2 separate regions of the Mus musculus genome follow, and region 2 is linked to region 1. The links are chromatin loops, found by intact Hi-C in ENCODE. Cell type or tissue: heart. All regions are shown on one strand. Each heading gives the region's core, and the rest is flanking DNA. Links, peaks and the distances in the headings are about the cores only. Region 1 has its middle 110 kb from the start of Gm32727. Region 2 overlaps Clock (circadian locomotor output cycles kaput).

Region 1 (10,301 bases), core at 711-8,710:
GAGGCGGGGCCAAACAGGTCTTGCTGAGTGACCCCCACACGGAAGTGACTGAGATAGGTCTCAAAACTCAAGCCAGGCTTACGCTCTCCCACAAGGCCACAGAAACTCCAGCCAGGCTCGGGTTTGTCCTCAAGGCCCAAAACAGAGCCAAAATGGGGCCCAACATCTCTCTGCCTTTTAGTTTGGCTAAGGGTTTGTCTATCTTGTTGATTTTCTCAAAGAACCAGCTCTTGGTTTAGTTGATTCTTTGTACTGTTCTCTTTGTTTCTAAGTGATTGATTTTAGCCCTGTGTTTGATTATTTCCTGCCACCTACTCCTCCTGAGTGTATTTTCTTTCTTTCTTTTTTTTTTTTTAATTCTAGAGCTCTCAGATGTACTTTTAATTTGTTAGTATGAGAGCTCTCCAATTTCTTTATGAGGGCACTTAGTGCTATGAACTTTCCTCTTGGCACTGCTTTCACAGTGTCCCATTAGTTTGGGTATGTAGGTCCCTCATTTACATTGAATCCTAGAAAATCTTTAATTTCTTTCTTTATTTCTTTCCTGACCCAGTGATCATTGACTAGAGAGTTTTTCAGTTTCCATAAATATGTAGGCTTTCTATTGTTTCTGTTGTAGTTTCAGTCCAGCTTTAATCCATGGCAATCTGATAAGATGCATGGTGTTATTTCAGTCTTCTTGTATCTGTTGAGGTTTGCTTTGTGAATGATTAGATGGTCAATTTTGGAGAAGACTCCATGAGATGCTGAGAACAAGGTATATTCTTTTGTGGTTGGGTGAAATGTCCTTTGGTCATCTGTTAGGTCCATTTGAATCATAAACTCTGTTAGTTACTTTATTTCTCTGTTTAGTTTCTGTCTCCATGATCTGTCCATTGGTGAGAGGGTTGAGGTCTCCCACTATTAATGTGTCACATTCAATGTGTGACTTAAGCTTTAGTAATGTTTCTTTTACAAATGTGGGTGCCCTTGCATTTGTGGCATAGATGTTCATCATTGAGATGTCCTCTCAGTCAATGTTACCTTTCATGAGTCCTTCCCTGTCTCTTTTGATTACTTTCAGTTGGAAGTCTATTTTATTAGATAGTGGAATGGCTACTCCAGCTTATTCCTCAGATCTATTTACTTAGAAACCCTTTTTCCATCTCTTTATATTGAGATAATGACTATCTTTGTTGCTGAGATGTGTTTCTTGTATACAGCAGAATGATGGATTCTGTTTACCCATCCATTCTGTTAGTCTGTGTCTTTTTACTAGGGAATTGAGTACATTGATATTGAGAGATATTAATGACCATTAATTGTTACTTCCTGTTATTTTTATATTGGTGGTGGTTAAGCATGTGTGTGTGTGTTTCTCTTCTATTGGTTTTAATGGTGTGAAATTCTTTATTTACTTTATTTACTTTTTTTTTTTTTTTAGTATAGTTAGTCTCACTGGGCTGGAGTTTTCCTTGTACTATTGTACTATTCTCTGTAGGGCTGGGTTAGTGGAGAGGTATTATTTGAATTTTGTTTTGTCATGGAATATCTTGTTTTCTCTATCTACGGTGATTGAAAGTTTTGCTGGGAATAGTACTCCGGGATGACATCTATGGTCTCTTAGGTTTTTTCAAGACCTCTGCTCAGGCCCTTGGAGCTTTTAGAGTCTCAGATGAGAAAGCAGGTGTAATTCTTCATTTATATGTTACTTGGCCTTTTCCCCTTATAGCTTTTAATATTCTTTCATTGTTATATATATTTAGTCTTTTGATTATTATGTGATGGGATGGTTTTCTTTTCTGGCTCAATCTGTTCTGTAAACTTCTTGTACCTTTATAAGCATCTCTTTGTTTAGGTTAGAGAAATTTTATTCTCTGATTTTGTTGAAGATATTTTCTGGACCTTAAAGCAGGAATAATTCCTCCTCTTCCTCCTCTTCCTCCTCCTCCCCTTCCTCCTTCTATTATTATTCTTAGGTTTGGTCTTTTCAAAGTATGCCAGATTTCCTGGATGTTTTGTGTCATGGACTTTTTAGATGTTTAATTTTCTTTGATTGATATATTGAGTTCATCTATCATATCTTCTAGAGCTGAGATTCTCTCTTCCATCTCCTGTATTCTGTTGGTGATGCTTGTGTCTATATTTCCAGTTCTCTTCACTAGGTTTCTATCACCAGAATTGCCTCAGTTTGTATTTTCTTCATTGCTTCCATTTCCCTTTTCAGGTATTAGACCATTTTATTCATATCCATCACCTGTTTGGTTGTTTGTTTTTTTCCTATATTTCTTTATACTTATTTGCTTCCTCTTTTAATACATCTACCTGTTTAAATGTGTTCTCCTGTATTTCCTTAAGAGATTTATTCATGTCCTCTTTGAAGTCCTCTTTAGAAGCTTGGATTTAAGATCCTCTTCTTGTGGTTCAGTTTCATTAGGATATCCAGGGTTTGTTGTAGCAGGATAGCTGGACTCTGGTGGTGCCATTTTGCCCTGTATCTTGTTGACTGCATTCTTATGCTATCTTTTAGGCATCTTGTTTTCCCTGGTGTTGACTGGATAATCCTGATAGCAGCAGGACTCTGCTGGCTGTCCCAGGCAGACTCTCTGTGGTGGTAGGCAGATCCAACTAGGAGAGGTAGTTGGGCACAGTTTCAAGCTGCTTAGTTTTGGGGCCCCTGAAGGTTTCCACAGGGAGGCAGGGCACTCTTGGGTTCCCTCAAGGCTCCTCTAGACCAGGGAGCAAGGCCAGAGCTGGACAATGAAGCTCCAGTGATGGCTCACACCACTCACCTCTGTCCAGTCCATATATTTTGTTGTCTACATTTTCATGATTTATTCAGTCTTAAGTCTTTCTATTCACCTTATTTTAAAGTATGCTTATTTTAAACATGGCTATTTAAGCATATGCCATTTTTACATGTATGAAGTTATTAGAAAACCTAGAAAAGGTGTGGCATTCTTTGAAACCTTGTATGTTTTAGATATCAAACCTTGATCAGATGTCTAACTGGCAAAGATTTTTCTCCCCTTCTGCAGGCTGTCTTGTCACTTGGTAAACTGTTTTCTTTGCTGTGTAGAAACATTTTGATTTCCTGGGGAGAAGAATTTTATTTCATTCTAAGGGTTTAGAAAACATTTAAATAAACCAGGAGAAAATGTCCAAAAATTAGGGAATGAGATGCCAAAGTAGATGCAAGGAGGCACTGAGCACAAAAAAATAGACAAGACCAGAAAAGAGCACACCCTTGTTCACATGATAATTAAACCACTCAGTACATTGAACAAAGAATGTATATTGAAGCCAACAAGAGAGGAAATGCATGTAAAGCCAGATCCATTAGAATAACAGCAGATTTCTCAATAGAAAATTTAAAAGTCAGTCAGACTTGAAATTGTGTACTTCAAATCCTGAACTATAATAGTGAACAATCAAGAAGACTGTTATACCCAGAAAAACTATCTGCCGTAATTGAAGGAGAAATTGAAGGGTGAATGCAGGCTAAAGAAACTCACGACCACTAACTCTACAGAGGATACTAGACAGAGTCCTTCAGAGTGAGGAGGTATAATAAGCACATCACAAGGCTTCAGCAAGGAACAAGGGACTCTTTCCTGCCTCCTCACAGCTTGTCCCTTCCTTAGGATGAAATCATTGAGAGGACAATGACACTGCCCTCCGCTGGGACATGGCTTGAATCATCCATATGTGTTGAATAAGTGAATAATGAATAGCTCATTGTGGAAGATTTAAGATGTATGATGCTTTCCTTTGGGAACATTAAGCTTTTCTTTTAAAGGCCTGAATCCAGGTCCCCAGAGACTATTACTAACACAACCATTTCTCTAGAGAGACATTTCCTTTACCTGTCTTTCTCAAATGTGGATCCCTGGGTTCTATGTGCAAAATTGCACACATCCAATCTGCATAAGATTATGCACTCTCTGAGCCCCATTGGAACCAGACTAGATAAAGGATGTGAATGAAAAACCTGGTAATGCCCCCCCCCCCCATGGCTCCTCCATACCATTTATCCACCAGCCTGCTAAGGAAAAGGCTGTACTTTTGAGACAAAATCCAGTACACCTTTCTCCTCACCTGGTGTCAAAACCTGCATCTTAGGGGCTTCGGAAGAGTGTTTCTACCTGTGGCTCGAGCCTGGCTACTCTGATTCTTTCCAGGCTATAGCCTCTAGGTTCCAGAAATTTCTCTGGAGATAATCATGGGGGAGTAGAATGTGCTGTATTTATAAAATGATGAAAACAATTTTTCCACACAGTGTATGGCTAACATGCCAGTAAAGCTTGCCTGGCCAGTCAGATGCTCCCACTCCGACCCCCTTACTCTGCCAAGCTTTTCAGAAATTTAATTAAAAATGGCTTTGATGGTGTGTATCCAAGGGAAACCAAGTCCTGGGGTTAACTATGGGATAAATGAATACTTAAACGGGCTGCTACGATGAAGGAGGGCACAGGAGTGTTTAGAGACACTGGAACACTGCATGTCAAAATATAGCCAATGGCATAAAGAATGTGTCGGGACAGACATTTCTTTGAAGCAGAAAATATGAAATCATAGAAATGAAAACATTTCATCCAATATACTTTTTTTTTCCTTTTTGTTTTGTTGTGACAAAGTGTCTATTTGACACAAACATAAACTTCTCATCTGGAAGCTGAGAAAAATGCCTCTAGAAGACTGGCCTATAGAGAAGTCTCTGGGGTCTTTTCTTGATTACTGATTGATGTGGGAGCACCCAGGTCCCTGTAAGTGCTGCCACCCTGGGCAGATAATTTCATTCGAGTTGTCTAAGAAAGCAGACTAAGAAAGCCCTGAGCAACAAGTTAGTTAGTTAGCAGTATTCCTCCTCGGCCCCTGCTTTAGTCTCTGAATCCATATTCCTGCCTTGAATTCCTGCCCTGACTGCCTTCGGGGACTGAGTATGGTCTGGGAGGTGTAGCTGAAATAAACCCTTTACTCCCCAAGATGCTTTTGGTCATGGTACTGCAATAGAGACCCTAACTAAGACGTGGGGTCTAACTTGTAGCCCAGGCTGGCCTCAAACCTTTGGCAATCTTCCTGCCTCAGCCTCCTGAGGGGTGTGTTTCTAGGTGCACGCCACCATACACACCAAACACAACCTTTTAAAGGAGGGAGTCCCTCAAATATTACTTAACATTGCTCGTCCTTACAGCCTCCCGTGTTAAGCATTCTGTGATCTAAATGCCAGTAATGATGGTTGTTTAAGTAATCTTTGTTTATATACTTTAGTCGACTCTCACACAATTCTCCAAAGTGTCTCTGTGTATATTGCCTTGGACTCGAATTATGTTTTGTGAGAAGAACACGGCCTGCGTTCAACTTGAGCAGGTTAATATTTCAATTAACATGAAGTTTGGCAGAGATTTAATCCTTCTGTGGGTCAATTTGTGATACTATAAAACGGAGCTAGGGCTATTAGATTGCTGTGAGGGCTGGATGAGCTCATACACGGTAGTGTTTGCCAATCACCATCTGGTGTGAATAAGGCCAGGGATGGGGTGGGGAGGGACAGGGAGATAGTGGGGGGATGGCGACAAGGAGGGGCAGGGACAGGGTTGGGGGACAGACGGGAATCAGAAGCGAGGCGCCGAGAAATTCAGCATCAAAATAATATTTCAATGACGTATTTGAAAAAAAAATAAAAGTGATGCGAGGAAAACCCATCACGAGTGACAACGTACCCGAAGCATGAGCCCTGGGTCTGAGAACGAGAACGCTACCATCACGTGTTTGATAAAGGTACAAGGCAAACACGGGGCCCCCAACCGGTCCCTGTCAACTGCTTTCCAGGAGTTAGCTTCTGAGCTGTGATGCTCTGCTCCTCTTCCTCCCTGTCCAGCCAGAAGCTGTTTCCTCCCTGCCTTTGCCTCCACTCCAGCTTTCTCTTCATGACCTCTCCCCGACCTTTCTTTCTTCACGTTCCCAGATTCTCCTGTAGGGGGCGCTGTAGTTCTTTGCTTGGATAGAAGAATGCTAACCTCAGTTTTCTTGGTGCTCTAGAAGGCTGTTCCAAATACTGTCCAAAGTGACTTGACACTGCAAAAGGCAGGCAGCCCGGCCTCTGATGTGGGATACTCATGCACCAGCCATCCAGTCCGATGGCAAACTCATGTGAAAAGCGTGCAATGTCAGAGAAACAAAAAGACAACCAATGTTTATAAGCTATATGAAGCAAGATGAGAAGTCTAGATCCTATGTCCTTGCCAGAGAATTCCTCCAGGGTCTTCTCTTTTGCTTCAAGAATGGGGACAAACCACCTTATTGTCATTGCCACCATCAAATCCCTGTTTCAACCAGTGCGAGCTGCAGTTTACTGGCTGTTGATTAACATACTGGATTTCATTCAGTCAGTACAATATTCTTTGTAGACAGGAGTTACTAGCCCACTTACCAATCGAGAAAGTCAATATTAGAGAGCTTCTTATAGCTAGGATTAATTCTTGCACATTTGTTCACTTAATATACATAGGAAGTATATGTATATGTGTGTGTGTGTGTGTGTGTGTGTATACTTTATATATACATATATTTTATACTTTATATATACATATATTTTATACTTTATATATGTATATATGCTTTATATATTTTATATATGCATATATACTTAAACATACATTTATATGTGTATATACATATATACTCTATGTATGTATTTATATTTTACATATATGCTTATATGTGTGTGTGTATGGCATATGCATCTCTGGATTCTAAAACAGTCCATTTGAACATTAGGGGTTGAATGTTCAAGTGCTTCCAAGGTTCATCATAAAATATAGTTCCCCCAAGCCACAGAATTGGGAGTGGGCAGGAGGCCATAAGAACTCCATCTGCTTTGTGAGTGTGTACATTAGCTCCTTCTGAAGACTCGACCTGTCTGTCCCTTCTGCCTGTCGTATGAAGATGTGAACTCCTTCCTTTCAGAAGATGCCGTCGGCATTAATGATGCTGGAATCTGAGGCAGAGCAGAACCCTAACTAGACACCACAGCTATCAGCCTTGACGTTGGGCTTCCAGCCTTAAGAACTGAGAAATAAAATGTCCATTGTTAGTAAATCAGTTGGTTCAGAGTGTCTGGCTACACAAATGGATGAAGCTTGTTGAGGTAAACAGAAGACAGATCCATAAATGATATGTTGAAGCTCACAGAATGCCACAGAGATGTGACTATTGTCCACAGGAACAAAACCTAGAGTCATCACAGATCAAGTCTGATAGGAGACCTGTCCGGGGCTCTGGAAGAGAGCACATCAGGACTGCAGCCACTAGACCTTCCTCAGTCCCATGTTACCTTCTCTAGAGACCTACTCTCTCATTCTTGTTGCTATGTGCTGTTAGCGTCTACCCTGAAACTTCCGCTGATGTATTGGTTTTGGAAGTGTGAGTCATCTGTCCACACTCTAGCTATGTGGAATGAAGAAGTATAGCTATCTACAGACTTCTACAAAAAGAGGGCATCTGGCTCTCCAAGGAGGGCTCATCTCAACATCTGAGCAGGAACGTCAGATGCTGGTACATCTAGAGGAATGACAGGTGACCACTGAGTCTTTGCCCTTCAGTCACTTACACCTTGACAGAAGAGAAAAATGCACACAAATGACCACACTACATAATAGATGCCCACAGAATGACCCCGACAAAGAATAATGCTTCCTGATAAGGTTGGGGGCCCATTCTGGCTGGAGATAGCACAGATTTAACAAAAACATCAGATGTGGAGAGATAGCTCAGTCAGTAAAGTGCTTGTGCTGTGTACACATGAAGACCTGGGTTAGGATTCCCAGTACCTACACAAAGGCCACACATAGTGGTATCCCATCTGTAATGCTAGTATGCAAGGAGCAGAGACAGTCGAATCCCTGAGGCAACCTGGTCAGCCACACTAGCCAGTGAGCTCCAGAGTCAGTGAGAGATTCTGCATCAAAGTAAATAATGAGGTGGAGAGCAACTGAAGAAGACAGGGCAGACACCTCCAGCCTCCACATGCACGTACACACACACATCACATGCATATTTGGGAATGTGTACACATTATATGTCACATATATGCACATACCATACGTGCACACTAAGGAAGGTACCACACACCCACAGGATCTCAAGTAATAGTAGAATTTGCAAGGATAACTAAGAATAATGGAAAGAACAGGACACGTAGACACAGATGCACAAGAGGTGCTGGCGGCGAGTAATGATCACTTACAGTCTACGACACAGTAGACTGCCTCACACAGCAGTGAGACCACAGAGGCCAGGCTAAGGCTATGGCCACAGTACAGGAAGAAGGAGCAGACTTGGGAAAAATTGCAAAGGGAGGGATCAGTTGGGCCCCTTCAATGGCTAGACTTCTTCACTGGTATCTGGGAATTGTTTGGGGCCATTGATCTCTTCCATCAGACAGGAGCTTCCCTGAGGCAGGGACCATGTCTGCCATCCCTCCCTCTCATATATGCAGGGCCCTCTACAGCTCTGGGTTCAGAGAATGAATTAAGTAGATACTTACTGAAGCGGGGGGGGGGGGAGATCATTTGATTCCCAAACAGAACACAGTGATACACAGTTAGAACAAGGGATCGGAGAAAGCGAAGATGACCACAGGTCTTTTCCACATCCTGAATTTGAGGACTGAAGGAACAACTTGGGGGGCATCTTTGAATGTATTTTGAAAGGTGAGCAAAAATCATTTCTAATCTATCATACAATCAAGCGGGTGAACCTGTTCTGTGTATATGTGTGCTATGGTTAATGCATAGCTAACATTCATTGCAACAGTGGGGTTTTACATATACAATGTACCAGTCCTGACTGTACAGTAGAAGGACCAATGTTCCCTAAGGAGCTCTGTCCCCGCACAGTTATAGTATGAAATATAAGCGTGGACGTACAACCCAGATTGAGAGAAGAAAAGAATTTACATAGAAGATGCAGCCCTGAGTCCCTGTGGTCCACAAGGAGATGCCCCCACAGAAAGGACATATGATAACGTATTCTTTAGGCTTATAACCTGTTCACATCAAGAGGTGACTAGTTTCTCAGTCAGAGGGTTGTTATCCATCTTTCTGTTCTGGGGACACTTGGCCTAAGTAGGTTTGGAGGCTGCTGGGAGCATGGGATTTAGGGAATAACAGGAGGCTGGACAGGCCACCCAGCTCACTTGGTGACTGCAGCCAGATAACAGGGAACCTTTTTAAAATGTTCTGGCTGTGCTGGCCAGCACAAGAAGACCAGCTTCCCTGCAGTTAACTTCCTCTCCAGTGAAGGATTCCTGTTTGCTCTGTCTCTCTGGAACTCACTTGGAAATGAAACTGAATTTGCGTTACAAACTAAGCACAAATAGGGACTGCATTTCAGGAAGGGGGAGCCACATTGGCATTTATATCAGCGCTTCCTACGAGCCTTCACGTTGTTACCAGACCCAAAAAGTCCCATGGATACTCACAGCTTCCCTGTGTCGGTCTGTGAATGGGGCCCCAGAGGCCCAGAGTGGGACTGTGGCACAGGCCAGCACCTCTGTAGAGGGCACTGTGCAGTGAAGACTCTGGGATAGGATTACACACACCTTGCCCATCGGTCAGAGAGAAGCTTGAAGCTTGAAGCTATTGTCACACCTGAAGTTTCCACTTCAGAGATGTAGGAACCCAGGATATTCTAGTTTCCATGAAAAGGAATTTTCCCCTAGCAGACAATAACACCTCTGAAGATGACTATATCTCTTTCTTTGTTTTGACTCCTAGCAAGTTCTGCGGCAAAAGAATTACTATGTTTTTCTAACTCTGGTTCCCAACCTTCCTAATGCTGCGACCCTTTAATACAGTGTTCCTCAGATTGTGGTGACCCCCCAACCATAAAATATTTTTTGTTGCTACTTTGTAACTGCAATCTTGCTGCTGTTATGTTTCATCATAATGTAAATATCTGTGAATCATAATGTAAATATCTGATAGTTTTAGGCGACTTCACATAATGGACATGTGACCCTCGACGGGGCCGTGACCCACAGGTTGAGAACTGTTGTTCTAACTGCTCAGTCATTTTGTTTCCTTGACCCCATTTTGCACTTGTTATAATTCCCTATCAGCGGTCCTCATGTTCACATTTAAATTTATATTTAATTATATATATATATCCTTTGTATTGTTTATAGCCCAAGACATGAGCTATAATAGTAAAGTGATAAGATTTTCAAAGTGTGTGGGTACTTTAGACAAAAACATTCTCCATGAATGGAACAGGTGGGAGATAGGCATGGTTTCTCTCCCTACAAGGTCCTCTTGTCC
Region 2 (10,301 bases), core at 1,002-9,001, 360 kb after region 1:
AATCTGGACCATGCTCCCAGCTGCAGGCTGGGAAATCACCATCGTATTGTACAGTGGGGCTGTGAGAGTGCTCGGTGTCTGACTTGGAAGAGACGTCTGCTGACTGTGTCCACTCATTACACTCTGTTGACTCTGCTAGAAAAGATCGTATGGAAATTACCTAACAGTTACAGGAGACCACGCCTCTACTACTCACCACTTAGTAATGGTGGCAGAGCAGGAGAGACAGCAACATACATGATTCAGAGAGAAATGACACTGATTTGTACTAACAGACTTAGCCTGGAGTCCTTGATGGAAGGCAAACTAAGACTTTAAAAGAAGCATCTTCATAGCTAGGTAAAATACACACAACGTTGTTGGTTAAAAGCAAGTCAGTGACAGTCACACACTCATGATTTTCAAATGGAGTCACAGATATCCAGTAATGAGCTGCCAGCAACCTACAGACTGAGTAAACTGCCCCTGCTTCCCCAACAGTCTATTCAGTGTTTGCTACTCAGCCTCTTTGGCAAGTCAATGACTTTACATACGGAAAGTATGCGAGCTACAAGAACTTGGTACAATTACTTAACTAAGTCCTTAAACAAATCACAAAACTATCAAATATAAAAATATTTAACAGTAACATATTCTATAAAATTTTTAACCATCAATAGTTTATGCTCTAATTTTTATAAAAAAATAAAGGCTGGTACAACACAGCCTTTTTTAACTAGATATTTTAGTCAATTACCTGAGTTGATGTACTTTGTAAAGTCTGTTGCTGTATCATGTGCTGGCCTGTGCTGATATGTCCACTCTGAACCTGGTTAGCAGGGACAACCTGGCCTTGCATATTTACAGGTGTGAGTTGCTGGATATTAGAATTTCCAGAGGAAAGTTGAACAGAACCAAAATTCAATCCAGGGTTTGATTGCTGCAAAAACATCTTTGAAAACAAAGATCACATTTTAATGAAATTTCTTTGGCAGGCAAGAAGGCTCAATAGGTACAAGTGTTTGCTGCATAAGTCTGACAGCCTGTGGTTGGTTCCTGGATATCATAGTGAAGAACAGATTCTCAAAAGTTATCTTCTGAACCCCGCATATACTCCATGGCACATATATGCACACACACACATACACACACACACACACACACGTACACGCACACACACAAATAATTTTAATTACATTGGGGGGGCATACTGGGAATCAAACTTAGGGCTACAAGCATTTTACCAATGAGCTACATTTCCAGTATAAAAATGCTTTACAGTTAAAAACAAAAACAAACAAACAAAAAACCCCAAAAAACAAACAACCAAAAACAAGAAACAAGACAACAAAAAAAGGGAGACTACTGAAAGAAACCAATCAAAATGAAGTTTAACAGTCTAGTAATAAGTCATTAGAACATTTCATGTGAACGGTGATAGTAGCAATAAAACATGAAGCTACACGTTCACTTCTTTCACTCTCACACACATCAACTGTGTTCCTCAGTGCTCCTCAGAGGGCTGCTGCTGCCAGCTTTGTATCCTTTGCAACTGTGTACAGAAGCCATGCTCAACTAGTTTCCCTTCGGCAAAGCCCTAGTGCCCTAGATGGCCCTGTTGGCTAAGTAGTAAGTGTCTTAGTCAAGTAATAGGAATCATATCTATTGGCATTTTACTAAAACTATTATAAACTCTCTACCTTAGGTGTTCTATAAAATACAATTTTATATTATGGACTTGAACTTATTAAAATTTCGAGTTCATTAGTCTAAAAACTAGTGATCTGATAGAAGTGTTCTTAGCATGAGTGTTTTTAGAGGCTCGATATTATTAAGCAGGTAGCCAATATTTACAGAACTGGGGTAAAAAGACCTCTTGCCTCTGACTTTTCACCAAAAAAAAAAAAAAAAAAAAAAAAAAAAAAGCCAATTTTTAGGAACTCAAAATGTGAAAGAGATTCTCTCTGTGCTCAGACAGAATAAGTTACCTGTAGCCCTTGACCATGGACCATCTGAAGTTGCTCTTGAATTTTCCTTAGTTCTTCTTGCTGCCGATGAATATTTGCCTCTATCATCCGTGTCCGCTGCTCTAGCTGGTCTTTTAGATGCTGCATGGCTCCTAACTGAGCTGAAAACTGAAACTGAAGCAGCACATGGAAAGAGAGTACAACACACTTTAGCTGTGCGGTGTGAGAAACGAGCAGCGGAGTCAGGCGAGAGCTCCTCCCCACACTCCATCTCTGCTCTCAGAACCAGTCTCTGCCTGCAGACCCACGGCAACAGCGCAGAGGCCACTGGGCGAACTGCAAAGGAAGGTGCTCGCCTCTCTTCCACCACAAGTGCCAGTGGGTATCTTCCTGTCTATGGCACTGCAGTGACTAGCAGTTTCTAGCCAGGTGAGCCCCTCCTGGTACACGTGTCCTCCCTCTGACTTACATTAGTGGTTGTTCTCACATTTTCAGTTTTTACCCCCTTCCTTTTTTTTTTTTTTTTTTTTTTTTTTTAGAATAACAAAAAATATTTTACTAAAACATAAGATTTACAGAAGTTTCCAGACAAGCCATACAAAATGGTCACAAGCTTTTTCTTCGTCTTTTCGGGGTGGGGGTGGGGGTGGGGGTGGAGAATCTACACTTGACAGCAAAGTCACAATGTTATTAGTGAGGGCTGTGATGTTTATTTAATGTTCCCATTTTGGTTCAGACAATCAAGCTTGTCCATCTACAGCGTCTAAAGTTAGACTTGGCTAGAGAGCATATTCTAAAAAAACTGGTTAGCTGCATTTAACCACTGCAATTAGATCCTTTAAGAGGGGGGAGGGGGAAGGGGGCCATAAAATTAAAATAAAACTACTTTCCCCCTAAAAATAAAATAACACCCATACCCCTGGCAGCTAACCCTGACAACTACCTTCATTCACAGTGCCTTGTACTTTAACCATGATGGGGAAGGAGTCAAAGCAGAGAGTCCTGCTTCTCAGCATCTCTCAGCAACCAGGATGGTACTTCTAGCCTCTGCTCATGCTTTACAACAGTGAATCAGGACAAGACAGATTTGCTAATGTGCATGTAATCACCAAAGATGAAGATGCCTGGGCTTTTATTCTGTAATGTTTCTAAGACTGTGTCCATTAAATGCAAACAAAAAAAGGAAGAAGTCTTGGCAGAACAGGAGAAGTGGTGTACACTCGATGATCTGATCGACTTAAATATTGTTCATGGCATATAGCCTAGTCCATGCTCTCGCTGTTTCTATGGCTTGGGCTTCGTTGGTCTTCCATTGCTCGGCTACATCATTTGCTAATGGATCATCTGGATTAGGAGCACTTAACAAAGCCTGGATTGATAGCAGAACTGTGCGGATCTGCAGTGCTGGGGACCACTTATCTTTCAAAATATCTAAACATATTCTTCCCAACTTGTCTACATTAGGATGATAAATTTTGGTCATGAAACGTACTTTAGGTGCTGCCATTGGGTATTCTTCTGGAAGGAATAGTTCAAGTTTAAAAGTCCCTCCCTCAAAGGGGGAATCCTGGGGGCCAGCAATGACCACATGAAAATAACGGGCGTTGCTCTCATCTGGTTCTGCTTTAATGCCAGGAACTGGTTCTGCCAGCAAACGCTGGGTTTCCTTGATGATCCTGCGGGGCAGCCCGGCCATCTTGTCAGATCCCGAGTTCGGCCTCTGCTCTTGTCCCTTTTTTTTTAAGTTACAATTTACATCCTGGTAAGGGCACATGCCACTGAATGTGTGTGTAGGTCAGAAGACAACTTGGAAGAGTCAGTTCTGACTCACTCTTGACTGATTACAAGAACAAATTACATTTAGACGGTGTGCGTGTGTGGAGGTGTGATGGCACATTCCTTTATTCTTAGCACTGGGGAGGCAGAGGCAGGCGGATCTCTGTGATGTCAAGGCTAGAAAGTTCTAGGTCAGCCAGGGCTAGAGTGAGCCCCTGTCAAAAAAGAAAAGAAAAAAGAAAAACAACCCGAACTTCTATTGTAGCTTAAGAATTTAGTAGAATGAGTTCTTCAGTTGCTCACTTCACTTGGACATTTTACCAGATGAGAATGTACCCGGACCTGGACTGAATCCATACCAAATTCTGTCATCTCGAGAGTCCCCTCTTTGTGTACATCAGCAGAATTATCCAAAGTTAGGCAGGAGGATCACTAATTCAAGACCTACCTTGGACAAACAGTGAGTTCAAGGTTAGCCTAGGCAACATTTTATGGCCCTGTCTTAAAATAAAAAGTAAAAAGAAAGGGCTTGTGGGCTTATGTATAGTGTTTGCCCAGAATGTTCAAGAACCCAAGTTTCAGTTCCTAGCATCCTCCTTCCTCCCCACATATCAAAATCACTCATCTTCATCTGACTGACAACCAATATTTTATTCTGGTGCTATTCTGAAAAACATATTATACCTTTTATCTATACTATCCTTAGACCAGTTTAAACTTTAGTTTTTAAAGGCTAAGCAATTCTAAGAAATCATGAATGAATTCCTCTACATTGAGGGTTTTCAGTCTTCTGGTTTTTATGTGTAGTCAATGAGCTACAATGTAGACACACTTGATGACACTGCTCACTTACTTCTTCTGTTCTGTGTGACAGCAGAGCGGTTCACGTCACGGAACACCTACTTTCACCTTTCTGCAGTGAGTCGCAATGCCCACCTTACCCTTCCACGGCTACCTTCAGAAAGGTTGTGCTAAATGAGCTAGCTCTTTGTAAAGTTGTGCCAAGGAGACTGAATATTACTTCAGGTTTTTTGTTTTGTTTTGTTTTGTTCTTTGAAAATGGCTTTGCTCTGTAGCCTTGGCTGGATTGGAACTCTCTTTCAGAGACCAGGTTGGCTTTACACTTGTGGTGATCCTCCTGCCTCTGCCTCTGCCTCCCAGGTATTGCACCATCATCTCTGACTTCTGAGTATTACTTTTTAAAGCATAAAACAGCGACTTTTGAAGATGGCAATGACCATCTGATATTACATTCCATTAGGCTTAAGAAACATTATAAAGTTAGTACCTTCAACTTTCTCATGCCTTTTTAAAATGCTAGTTAAAATGTTGTATTTATTTTTAGGTCATACATATATTTTATTGTCACTAAAGTTATTTTTATATGTAAATGTTGTCACAATTTGAAGCATTTCTAATTAAATACAAACCAGAAAAAATAGAAACAAGCAGAGAGTACAGGATAACAAGAACAACTGAGTAAAGTGCATGCTGAATGAGAACAGAACACTGAATGCTTAGCTGTGGGTTTGACACAGTATACATCTCAAGAAAACACCTCTATAAAGATGTTATTGCTAATAACATCCTGAAGTGACACCCTGAGATTAAGGAACAAATAGTATTAAATGTCTACATATTACATAAAAATTCTGTCAATTCTTTAAAATAAGATGTAAAGGTTAAATTTAATATTTAGTAAGAGTACTGTTACAGAGCTTTTAATAGGTTAGTTGGCTAAAAATCAGGATTTAGTGCCACATAAAATAGAAGATTTCCCACTATATTTATTACTATTTAGTAGTGTTCTTAACATTTCTGAAATGTTGAATGAGCCATAAATCACACGAAGGTACACAGTAATGCTTTGAGAATTCCTTTCCTCTTGCCAATTTCAGCATTCACACCTTCTTTGGACTAAGGCCATCTTACATTTCTAAACACCTTTCCTTCTTTTTTTTTTTTTGAGGTTCTCATGTAGTTCAGGCTGATTGTGAATTTACTATATAGTTGAGGATAACCTTGAACTCCTGATTTTTCTGCTTCAACCTCCCACACACAGGTAGACACTACCATACTTGGCCTTTTCCACTTAAGCTGCATTTAAGGCTCCAAATCATGTGTGTAGACTAAATTAACATGGTATTTTAGTTATGTTATTCTTTTAGATCAAGTAGCTTGTTAGTACAGATATGCAAATACTGTCAGCATCCAATATGTGTAACTCAATATATACACAGAACTAAATAAATAGCCCGTGTGCAAATAAATGAATCAATACAGAATATATAGTTACTCAAGTCTTCCAATATCCATAAGGAGGGACAAAATGAACTAGTATATTTCATGTTTAAGATTATCATACCTGTAGGCTGTTGTTATATATAAGATGTTACAGCACAGTAAGCAAGAAGATATAAAACCATCATTTATCTGTGATTCTTTCTAGTAAGGGTCCACCAAAATCATTGCAAATAACAAAAATGTCACTACATATTCTAAATACGTCCAGATTCACTGCCTTTATATGTATTTATATATACATATGTATAAAACTATATTTGCTTAAATGCAATTATCATTTGTAAATGCTCAACTAAAACAAACAAAAATACCTGTGACATGCCTTGTGGAATTGGTAAATTTGCAGCTTGAGACATCGCTGGCTGTGTTAATGATGGACCAACTGACTGGGAGTTTATGGACTAGAAGCAAAATAAAAGATGACAATGAGGTGACGCTCACACTCGTCTTCGAGTACTTCCACCACAATACAATATGATGTGCTTATCACTCACTGACAATCAACCTCACTTTGTTGAGTACAAAGTGAGCTGCCCTTTCTACTCTTCTCTTCTCTTCTCTTTCCCATGGGGCCCAGCTCAGGCCCTTGGATGTACACTCCATGAAAAGTTGAGTGACTGAACTGAAGGCAACTAAAACTGAATAGTAGCTCTCACTTAGCACTGTTTCACAATTAGAAACAAAAGTCTAGCATTTTACTTCAAATATGGAAAAGATTTTGAGTGTCCTATGTCAGCAAAAGATTGATCCTTCCTGAAAGGGTACCGCAGACATCTGTGAGCACACCTGTGGCTCCTGCAAGGCTGTGCAGTTCGCTAAAGGCGTACCTGACTGCTGAAGGACGACCTCCGCTGTGTCATCTTTTCATGAGCTGGCAAATGCTGTCTGGGAGGAGTGCTAGTATCAGTAGGGATCTTTGTCGGTGTGGCTAAAGACAGTCAACAGAGACCAGAATTAGTACTTACAGTATGAATGACTGATCTCAACATATGCTCCAAGGAATAGACAAACTGAGTTAGTTTTTTGTTATTAGATAAAAACTAAATCCATGCCTACAATTTTAACGCCTTTGTAAAGGACAAAGCAACCATGTGAGATAGTAAAACTTGAAGCACAGTTTCTCATCATCCTCAGCACCCTCAAGGGACAGGCTTCCTAACTCCCACACACACTAACAAACGGCCCAGCGTTTCCCTGACAACCATCCATAACTCTAGTTCCACGGGGTGTGAAAACCTCTTTTGACCTCCATGGGGACCGGGCACACTTGGTGCACAGATCACATGCAGTCAAAACACTCATAAATCTTATTTACATGGTTTTACAATGAAAGGTAGAATTTTCTCTGTTTAAGGAATAATTTAAGTAGAGCATTACCACCTACATATCATCCTTTCATCACTTTAACTCTTTTCTAAAGATAATTTGCTTCTCAATGGAAGCTTTACTTCAAAACTGGAAAAGATTATCATTTGAAGATGTGCTTGACAAAAGTACTGATGTCAGCAACACAAGTAACTGAGAAGACCTCTTTGAAACATGCTTGTTTTCAGCTGAGGCACTCACAGGAAGGGTCTGAGACTGCGGTGTGAGATGACTTTCGTGAGCTTCTAGAGGAGGCAGAAGGAGTTGGGCTGTGATCAAACCTTTCCAGTGCTTCCTTGAGACTCACTGTGTTGATACGATTGTCAGACCCAGAATCTTGGCTCTAAGGAGATAAGAGGAACATAAATGCTTTCTTAGTGCTCAATGTAGAGGTCTCAGTACAGTTTTATCAGGGCTGTAGAGGCAGCTAGTGTGTAAAAGCATTTGCCATTAAACCATAAAGGACCTACATTTGAATTCCCAGAGCCCACCCACAGCTGGGTGCAGTAGCATGCCTTTGTAATCCCAAAACTTTTGTGGCAAGATGGGAGGCAGGAACAGCTGGAATCCCCCAAAGTACAAGGGACAGCTAGACTGGGGTGTACAATTGAGAGAGAGAGAGAGAGAGAAAGAGAGAGAGAGATTCAATCATTCTTAGTTTTTGCCTAAAATAAGGCTAAAAAGTATGTGTATGTATGTGTACTAATTAGGAAAAAATATTATTTAATAGTTTGTTTTCATTCTCTATTTAAAAAATAAGAAGACTCAGGTTAGACTTTTGTATTAAGTTCAAAAATTTAACTCAAAGTAGATCAAATATTATGAGCTAAAACTATAAAACTCTTAAAGAAACCAAAGGAAATGGTTTTATGACATTAGAATACCAGTAAACTGGAATTCATAAAGTTAAAAACATTTATGCATCAAAAGACAATGCCAACAGAATAAAAGCAACCCACAAGAATGAGAGGAGGTATTAATACATCAGTATCTGATCAGTACTTAATATCTAGGATATAAAACTCTCTACAAAAACTCAATTATAAAGATGGAAACAGACACATTGCATGTGAAGAGATGCACTTTTGTTTCTTGCTGAGACAAAGTCTCACACTACAAACCATGACCCAGTGACAATCCTCCTGCCTCAGTTTCTAAAAAGCTAAGATTATGGGCATGAACAACTGTACCTAGTTGGCCTGCACCTTTAAACACAACATTGCAAAGGCTATTAAGAGGATCATCTGAGCTCAGCCGGAGCAACACAGCAAAATTCCCTGTCAAGAAAGAACAAAACCCAAAACAAAAAGAGAACAAGGTGGACATGGTGGCACATCAAAAGCCACTTGGGACGCAGAGGCAGGGTGGTCAGGAGTTCAAGGTTATCCTTGGGTACATAATCAGTCCAAGGACAGCTTGGGCCATATGTGACCCTATCAAAAAAATTAAAAATAGCCGGGCAATGGTGGCCCAAGCCTTTAATCCCAGCACTCGGGAGGCAGAGGCAGGCGGATTTCTGAGTTCGAGGCCAGCCTGGTCTACAGAGTGAGTTCCAGGACAGTCAGGGCTACAGAGAAACCAAAACAACAAAAAACAACAACAACAACAAAAAAAACCCAACCAACCAACCAAACAAACAAACAAAAATTAAAAATAAAAAAAAGAGTAATGAATGAGTATTTAAGTAAGAAAATAAAGAAGGTAGAAGGAAAATAAATACTTCTCCAAAGAGGATATAAAACCCTCACCAGATATATTATTCAAACTTACTATCCAGGGAAATACAAATCAAAACCAGTCATGCTACCTCATGTTCTATTAGCATGGCTAGGACCAAACAACCCACGGCAGACACTTGGGTGGACAATCTCTCTTTGAAGCCAGCCTAGTCTACATAACTGGGTTCCTGGCTACTGAGTACTACATAGTGAGACCCTGTATGTAATCAAAACAAAACAAATCAACAACAACAAAACCCCCTACTTCTCAGAAAGCATTCAGTGTGGTAAAGATGAGAAGAAACAGGAATTCTTATGGCTTAGCAATGGGATTGTAAAAATGGTATGGCCTCTACAGAGAATAGTGTGGTAGTTTTCCTCACTTTAACAAAGAGTAACCTACCATATGATCCAGTATTCTATTCTTAGTAAACATCCAAAGAGAAGTGGAAACTAATCTGTATGTCTACCTATGTTCACACTATTTTTTGCAAATAAAAGGTGAAGACAACCCAGTATTTCTCAGACTAATAAGAGGATACACCCATGGCAGACTATTACTCAGCCCCAAAATAAAGGGAAATCTGATACAAGTTATAACTTAATGAACCCTGAGAATATCATACCAAATAAAATTAGCCAACCACAAAGGAACAAATACTGTATGAGTTTGTTCACAGTACTCAGAGCAGCAAATCAAAAACAAACAAACCAACCCTTAGTTGAAAAGAGCTGGAGGGCAAGGACAGAAAGTTGTTTCAGAGTTCACGGTTAGGAGGATGAGGACATTCTGTGCGTGGGCAGGAGTGACAGCTGTGTAACACTGGAAATGCTACAATGCTCAAGTGTGCTCTAAAACCATTAAAATTGTCATTTTATCACACAGTTTTACAAAGTAAGTAACAGAATAAAGATAGTGCTTTATTTCACGAAGTTCTGTAAAATCTTAGGAAGTCACCACTTGCTCCAAATCTTCCATTTTGCCATTTCCCCAGATGTCACTCTGTACATGAACTACCTACCCACTGCCCTATCCGTTCCTATTATCTTCCCATGACCCTTTCCTTAAACCTACCTCAGTCACTCTGTCTCTGCTTTGGAACAGTAAACACTGTAGCATGTATAAGCAGTATAGACTAAAATGACAACTTAAACCATGCTTCCTGTTCCTATACTATAGCTCACAGGCTCA

What was found. Hi-C counts contacts between places; a loop is a spot of excess contacts. Peaks named below come from ENCODE experiments on the same cell type or tissue, not always from the same donor. Only the 100,000 strongest peaks of a DNase experiment are listed, where the experiment ranks them.
Region 2: it touches region 1 in a loop (2.6-fold over the local background); 3 of 42 quality-filtered maps call a loop at or near these places.

The regions. Positions count from the first base shown.
Region 1 is chr5:75,865,365-75,875,665 of GRCm38, forward strand. No RefSeq gene overlaps it. Among named protein-coding and RNA genes, the nearest start is that of Gm32727, 110 kb to the right of the region's middle. In heart, for the core only: a CTCF peak has its summit at 5,954 (motif pointing right); DNase peaks (open chromatin) are centred at 5,497 and 5,947.
Region 2 is chr5:76,229,429-76,239,729 of GRCm38, forward strand. It overlaps Clock (circadian locomotor output cycles kaput), which reads right to left. Exons shown (of 23, transcript NM_001289826.1): 16 at 7,593-7,734; 17 at 6,854-6,954; 18 at 6,338-6,427; 19 at 1,968-2,120; 20 at 737-931; 21 at 1-135. It also overlaps the pseudogene Ube2n-ps1. Among named protein-coding and RNA genes, the nearest start is that of Tmem165, 51 kb to the left of the region's middle. In heart, for the core only: no CTCF peak of the experiment used is centred there; no DNase peak of the experiment used is centred there.